Linked DNA regions of Homo sapiens: regions 1 and 3 are each linked to region 2. A link is a loop called in an ENCODE intact Hi-C map of the cell type or tissue named here. Cell type or tissue: psoas muscle. All regions are shown on one strand.

Region 1 (2,500 bases), 120 kb before region 2:
GGGGAAGAACATTGCTCCACACATAGTGTAAAGCCCCGCCACCTCTATTAAATTCCGGAACATTATTTGGTAAACTGAAAGCTACTGTATTCCTGACATTGTTAAGAAAAAACTATCGATCCTTTTAGCACCCAGTGTTAGTATGTCCATCTTTTAGTACTTTTGGGGTTCTGGAAGCAACATATTCCTCAGTTTCAAATTTAATTAATTTCACTGATGTTGTTATTTGCAAATCAGCCCACCTTGAATGGATCCTTCTCCAACAAAAAGCCTAGAATCTGTCCAAATTCAAATCAACAGGCACTCCTGTTAGTGTCCTCAGAGACTCATTCACCATAGAAGCTTTAGCAACCTCCTCTCATGCCTTCTCGGGTCTCTGGACCACCTATGACGAACATAAGCAGTCCATAGGCTTCTGGTGCAAGAAACTGCACTGCCCTTCTCAGACCTGCACTATATACCATTAGGGCAGCAATTGCTGGCCACATACTGGGCTATCCTGAAAATCTAGGCTCTTGCAGCCCCTGTACCTGTAATCTTCTATACCCAGCTGCTCATTATGTCTTGTGTTATGGAAGCAGAACCTCACAAGCACAGCACAGCTACTGAGGCCTCTTTGCTACAGAGCAGAGCCAAACCTGGTCACTCTAGTAAATCTTACAGGAGGGACTGGCCTCCCTTATTCTCAGTCTTGTTGGATGCCATAATACTGGAGGAAGTCAGCCCTCTCCCAGGCCCTTGGCTACCTGAAGAACCTCCTTAGGATCAACTGAGTGATCAGCAATAGAAATTCATACACTTTATGGATGATATCTTGCCATCATACATGATGGAGTTCAGCAGAATGTTCCTGCTTTTCCATCCCTTAACCAGAATGTCCCTGAAAAGAATGGGACCCAAGAGTCAGCACAATTAGCCACACTTCAGGCAGTCATCTTAACATTGAATGCCCTGGCCAAAAAATAGTTCCATCTGGACATTTTTGCAAACTCTTGGTCCACTGCCTAAAAGTTGCCTCCTTTGGGGTAAAGAACTCTGGGAATCTCTTGCCTCATAGATACCCAATCTGTAAATCAAGGTCACACACATCTCTACATATACTAAGGCCACGATACATGGCCTTACCAGGATACTTCTTATCCCCTTTGGAGTTCCAGACATTTCTGATATTGGCAAAGGCCCTCATTTCGCTTCTCAGAATACACAATGCCGAGCTATTGAAGAAAGCATTCAATGGAACTTCTACCACCCCTATAGGTCTCAGGCAGCTGGTTTAATTGGAAGCATAATGGGTTCTTCAGAGAACTCTAATTTAATTTGCAAAGTGACAAATGGACACCCCACTGGGTGTCACTGTTGCCACAGACATTGATTAGTCTAAATTCATGCCCCCTGGGGACATGCCTTCCCTGTACCAATGTCACACAGGTCCCTCAAATGCCTTTATTGGCCATAAATGGGGATACCTCTAATGTTAATGTATTTTTGATGACCACCTCACCATGTACCCATCTTTCTTCTGGTCAAGTGCCTACTTTGCTTCCTAGGAATGTTCTGCTTCTATTCCCCCCAAAGTTGCAGTGATCAACAAGTTTAAACTGATGTCAAAACATCAAGGGGTCAGTTGTGATATAAATCCTAAAATTAATAGTAAGTGCTGCCTTGACATCTAGAAAAATCAGGAAGGTCTCAAATAGCCTAACCACAAGTTCCCTTCCCCATTCTGCTCCTACTGATAAGGTCCCCTAGCCAAAAAGCTCTCCTTATCACAGGGATCAGACACAGTTGTTATTTATCACTGAGTAGCAGGCCTCAGTCCCTGCCAGCCCATGTCATTATTCAAATGAGCCAATCACATTCTTCTGTGGGAACCAAGGATCACCTTATCCTCTTGATATTACAAAGTCTGCCTCCCACAGACCCTGCTTGTTCACTCTGGTCCCAAACACAAGCGCCTTGTGGTCTTGCATGGCATGTGTCTTCCTCCCCTGGGTCGTGGGTATATGTGACTAAAAAACTGCTGTTGATCTCATTTGTTCAGTGTCAGGTGTCTTCAGCCATCTCCATAACCCTAGGTTGGAGATCCATCCTTCACCAATGGGGTAAAGAAGTGATTATCAAAACAAAGAGTAACAAAGAAAAAATACACTGATATTGTCTTTTATATTTACTATGTAGTTAAATTTACTGGTTTATTTGCTTTTTCATGTAGATTCGAGTTGCTATCGCCTGCTTTTTCACTGTGGCCAGAAAACCCCCACTTTAGGATTTCTTGTAGGCACGTCTGCCAGCAACACTCTCAGTTTTTGTTTATCTGAGAATGTCTTAATTTCTTTTTCATTTTTAAAGAGTTGATTTGCTGGCTGTAGAATTCTTAGTTGACAATACTTTTATTTCAGCACTTTTAGTATGTCATCTTACTGCCTTCTGGTGTCCATGGTTTCTGATGAGAAATTAGCTGTTAATCTTGTTGAGTAACCCTTCTATCTAATGAGTCACT
Region 2 (2,500 bases):
TCTTTATAGATATATAATCTTTATATATATATATGTATATGTAGAGCCTTTTAAAAAACCCTTATTATATACGTAACTTATATATATATAATTTTTTTTTGAGATGGAGTCTTGCTCTGTTGCCCAGGTTGGAGTGCAGTGGCATGATATGAGCTCACTGCAACCTCCACCTCCTAGGTTCAAACGATTCTCATGCCTCAACCTCCCAAGTAGCTGGAATTACAGGTGCACGCCACCACGCCCAGCTAATTTTCGTATTTTTAGTAGAGATGGGGTTTCACCATGTTGGTCTCGAACTTCTGACCTCAGGTGATCTGCCTGCCTTGGCCTCCCAAAATGCTGGGATTACAGGCACGAGCCACCACACCTGGCCAGTACATTTCTATATTTTAATCACGAAAAAAATTTAAAAAAGAAAAAAGCAGCTTCAATGTTACTTCAGTTATCAGATGCCTAAAAATAAATTAGTAGTTTTTTATTTTTATTTTTTGAGACAGAATGTCGCTATGTTGCCCAGGCTAGTCTCACACTCCTGAGCTCAAGCGATCTGCCTGGCCTTCCAAAGTGTTGGGATTACAGGCGTTGAGTCACTGCACCTGGCCTAAATTAGTTTTTTTTGTTGTTGTTGGGGGTGGGTAAGGAAGGGTCTCCCTCTGTTGCCCAGGCTAGAGTGCAGTGGCGTAATCTTGGCTCACCGCAACCTCCGCCTCCCAGGTTAAAGCGATTCTCCTGCTTTAGCCTCCTGAGTAGCTGGGATTACAGGCACGCACCACTACCACCCGGCTAATTTTTGTATTTTTAGTAGAGACAGGGTTTCACCATGTTGGCCAGGCTGGTCTCAATCTCCTGACCTCCAATGATCCACCAGCCTCAGCCTCCCAAAGTGCTGGGATTACAGGTGTGAGCCACTGCGCCCAGCCATAAATTAGTATTCTTGAAACACTGAACTATATCAAAAACAATTATTAATAGTCCATTTCAGGAAGCCATTTAACATTCCAAATAGTTTCAAATATTATTATATAGAAGGTAGTAATTTAAAAAGTAATCCTCCCTTTGTTTTAAATAAAAGGGGAAAGAGAGAAGTGTTAACATTTCAGGGTCCATAGTTTTTCTATCCAAATATGTCAGATTAAACACCTCCTCCTAATAACTGCTAACAACTGATGCCCCTGTAGTCCAGGCATTTATTACATCAGCCCTTGATTACTATAACAGCTTCTTAAGCCAGCATCTCTGCTTGTAGCCTCCTCACTTCTCAACTAATCCTGCAGAATATTCTTTATAAGCTACTGTCTCTGCTTTTGTTATATCATTCTCCTGCTTTAAAAACCTAAAATGATTCCCCAGTGCCTGCCCCATCAAGCTAAATGTCTTTCCTTGGCTTCCAAGGCCCCCTATAATTTAGGCCCACTTCATTTAGCCAACTTTATTTTCCTTCTGCTACACACACAGCCTGATTTAATCAGGCAGCTCTCCAATTACTGCCGCATATGCTATGCTTCCCCCTGCTGGAAACATCCTGCTCAAAATCCTCCGCTTACTCAAATTCTACCATTAGCTGAGTTTCAGCTCAGGTCCTACTTCTCTACCAAGCTTTCTCACTACTCTAACACACACTGAGCCTTCCTTTATCACTCCTCCTAATCAGGACCACTTGTGGGAACACGGGAACACTTTTAAATCAGCCAGTCTTTTCTTTTTCTTTTCTTTTTTTTTTGAGACAGGGTCTCTCTCTCTCTGTCACCCAGGCTGAGTGTAGTGGTGGGATCACAGCTCACTGGAGCCTCAACCTCCTGGGCTCAAGCGATCCTCCACCCTAGCCACCCAGGTAGCTGGGACCACAGGCACACGCCACCACACCTGGCTTTTTTTTTTTTTTTTTTTTTGTAGAGACAAAGTCTTAATATGTTGCCCAGGCTAGTCTTGAACTCCCTGGCTCAAGTGATCAGCCTGCCTCGGCCACCCAAAGTGCTGGGATTACAGGCATGAGCTACCATTCTCGACCTAAATCAGGCACTCTTAACCACAGGGATCTACATATGGGTTCAGGGACTATGTTCCATATGCAAAGTTTACTGTGTACTTTTTCTTTTTTGAGAGGGAGTCTAAAGTTTTCCTCACACTGTCAGAAGAGATTTATGAACCCTCTACTCCCTCAAACAAAAACGCAAACAACAACAACAAAATCAGACTGAGCTCAATGTTTTCCAATTTTTCCATGTAACTCGGGAATAGCATTTAGCTTTGTCTCCCCAGCTCATTCTTAGGCTACTTGAAAGTGAGGGGCATATCTTATACTAGCTCTGAAAGGCAAAACAGGGCACAAAGATAAACTGATAAGATAGCCAATAACCATTTGCTTTAGTTATACTCTCAAACTAAGAGATTAGTAAAAAGAACACTAGGATTTGATTTCCAAGTCTCATTCTGCAATACCTCCCAAATTTTACGTGAGCTTATTTACTTCTGGTTCTTTCGAATAGGATCTTTTGACATC
Region 3 (2,500 bases), 86 kb before region 2:
GATATACATGACAGCTCAGTCAGGGTGACAAGCTCTGTGAGAGCATTCCCGCAGAGTCCTGCATCAGGAATTTTAAGTCAGGCAGGTATCACTGATATTTGGTTAGGACCCACTGGGTACTTAACTGTCAGCTTTACACTGTGGAGGGCCATCGAGAGGCTAGAAAATATGGAATCTCCCTCTGGGTGCTCAAAATGTAGTTTGGGAGTTTAAATGTGTGCATAGGTTCACACACAAGTGAAAGATATTTAAGAACAGGTATTAATCCATTCATCATTGAGTGATGAAGTTTATTTTCCTAAGCCTTACACTGTGAGCCTATGTCAGTCAGCCATCCTTGATTATAATAAGCACCTAAAATCTTTTTTTGTGTTTTTTTGAGACAATGTCTCACTCTGTCACCCAGGCTGGAGTACAGTGGCATGATCACAGCTCACTGCAGCCTTGACCTCCCAGGCTCAAGTGATCCTCCTGCCTCAGCCTCCTGAGTAGCTAGGACTACAGGTGCATGCCACCATGCCTGGTTAATTTTTTTTTAATTTTGTAGAGACAGGGTCTCACTATGTTGCTCAGGCTGTCATCAAACTCCTGGGTTCAAGTGATCCTCCTTTCTTGGCCTCCCAAAGTGTCGGGATTACAGGCTTGAGCCCTAAAATCGTTTAGGAACACAGAACCTAAGGCACTGTGCTTCATTAATCTACTAAGCTACCTCTAGGCACTTGTGCTCAATGTGATAGAGGAGAAACATCATTGTCCAGGGTATCAAGAGACATAGGTTCCGAGACCGTCAACTCTATCATGAATTTACTGCATGGTTTTGGCTAGATCCTGTCCCATCTCTGGGCCTCAGATGGATAAGTAAATCTTGAAGGTCTCTGTCGGTTCTGATGTGATATTTTATATAGAGCTGTACATTGGAACAAATTAGAGAGCAATTCAAGAGGGCTTATAATCAAGAGCTAGATAGTGCTGTGCAGACTGAATGCTGAGAGCTGAGCCTTGTCATTCTGTATCACTTGTACTGATTCTGAACAATCCAATTTGCTGAGCCCTCCTCCCCCCAACAAAGGCAGCATTTTTAGCAGGGTGCCCTCTAAATGGCCTTTGAGGAATCAGGCCGGGAGGGGGCAGCACAGAGCCCCTGGTCTCTAGTGTTTGACACATCCAACCCAACAGGTGCACAGCCCCGCAACTCTTCAGACTTGGACAGCAGAGAAGGGAGGGCAGCCTCATTTTCTGCTGCTGCAATAAGCCTTGGCAAACCCCCAAAGAGCAAAGATACAACTCTCTGGCCTGTGGCTGGGAGGCATTTGAAACACCACTTGGTGAAGTCTAGGTTTCTCTCTCCCTCTCTCTTTTTCAGTTTAATTTTCTTAGAACCACTCAGAGAAGATTACAGTTTCAAATCTCAAGTAATGGCTGCAATCAGTCAATCAACAAATATGTGCTGAGTATGTATTACGTGCCCAGCTTTTTGCCTAAGCATAGGGGGAGACTAAGGAAGCCCGGGGTTCCAGCTCTCAGATGGTCTTTCCAACCAATTTAAGGTAGGAAGAGATTCAAACTAGGGCAATAATCAGAGAAGCAGCTAATAACTGCCCATCTATTGTTTCTGTTGGGAAGGAAGGCTAAGTTTTGAGGAGGGGTACAGCAGTTGGCCTCTCCTCCTGATGTCCGTCCCAGGCTATTTTTAGACACAACTTGAAATGGTGAAGTTGAGCAGCTGAATGTGTACAGGGTGTTAGGATAAAGCTGGCTTGGACTGAAAGTTTGCTATCACAGACACAATGTCTAAGACTATTCCATCCTCTTCCTGTGTGAGCTCACCTCTACTCTGATAGGACAAGGTTAAGTGGGAGGTCAAGGCCCCAGAACAGAGTAGTGATATGAGCAGTCCTTGGAGAAGAGCCCAAATGCCTGAAGCTGAGAATAAAACTTGCACCTCTATGGAAAGAATACTGAGTCAAAATGGGTCATAGAAAGGATATTTCCTCCAAAAGAACTAGGGAGAAAGAAAATCCACCTCTTGTAACAACATGTATGTTTATGGGAAAGTGGAAATTTGAAGCATCTCCAAATATTGAGTCATTTCGATTTATTTTTGGCTGGTGGGATGCACCATTGTACATTTTTTTTCAAAAAGGGTATTGTGTTTTGTCACTGTTCCAGGATGATCCGGATGAAGCGAACCAGAACTACTTAGCAGATGAAGAGGAGGAAGCAGAAGAAGAGGCTCGGGTGACGGTGGTGCCCAAATCGGAGGAGGAGGAAGAAGAGGAGGAGAAAGAAGAGGAGGAAGAGGAGGAAAAGGAGGAGGAAGAGGGTCAAGGTCAGCCAACAGGCAATGCCTGGTGGCAGAAATTGCAGATCATGAGTGAATACCTGTGGGATCCAGAGAGAAGGATGTTTCTGGCCCGAACAGGTCAGAGTTGGAGTAAGTCCCAATAGTCCCAATGCCAAAGTCTGGTGTCCTTTGCTTTTGGTGTGGTGTTCAGGGCTC

The links. Hi-C counts contacts between places; a loop is a spot of excess contacts. Peaks named below come from ENCODE experiments on the same cell type or tissue, not always from the same donor. Only the 100,000 strongest peaks of a DNase experiment are listed, where the experiment ranks them.
Region 1: it touches region 2 in a loop (3-fold over the local background); 2 of 110 quality-filtered maps call a loop at or near these places.
Region 3: it touches region 2 in a loop (3-fold over the local background); 21 of 110 quality-filtered maps call a loop at or near these places.

What each region holds. Positions count from the first base shown.
Region 1 is chrX:120,333,009-120,335,508 of GRCh38, forward strand. No RefSeq gene overlaps it. Among named protein-coding and RNA genes, the nearest start is that of TMEM255A, 23 kb to the left of the region's middle. In psoas muscle, a CTCF peak has its summit at 1,323; no DNase peak of the experiment used is centred here.
Region 2 is chrX:120,450,846-120,453,345 of GRCh38, forward strand. All of the region lies in intron 3 of LAMP2 (lysosomal associated membrane protein 2), which reads right to left. Among named protein-coding and RNA genes, the nearest start is that of LAMP2, 17 kb to the right of the region's middle. In psoas muscle, a CTCF peak has its summit at 1,537 (motif pointing left); no DNase peak of the experiment used is centred here; H3K27ac peaks cover 1,290 bases.
Region 3 is chrX:120,364,356-120,366,855 of GRCh38, forward strand. It overlaps ATP1B4 (ATPase Na+/K+ transporting family member beta 4), which reads left to right. Exons shown (of 8, transcript NM_001142447.3): 2 at 2,170-2,434. Among named protein-coding and RNA genes, the nearest start is that of ATP1B4, 3.5 kb to the left of the region's middle. In psoas muscle, a CTCF peak has its summit at 1,122 (motif pointing right); a DNase peak (open chromatin) is centred at 1,156; H3K4me3 peaks cover 1,433 bases; H3K27ac peaks cover 2,500 bases.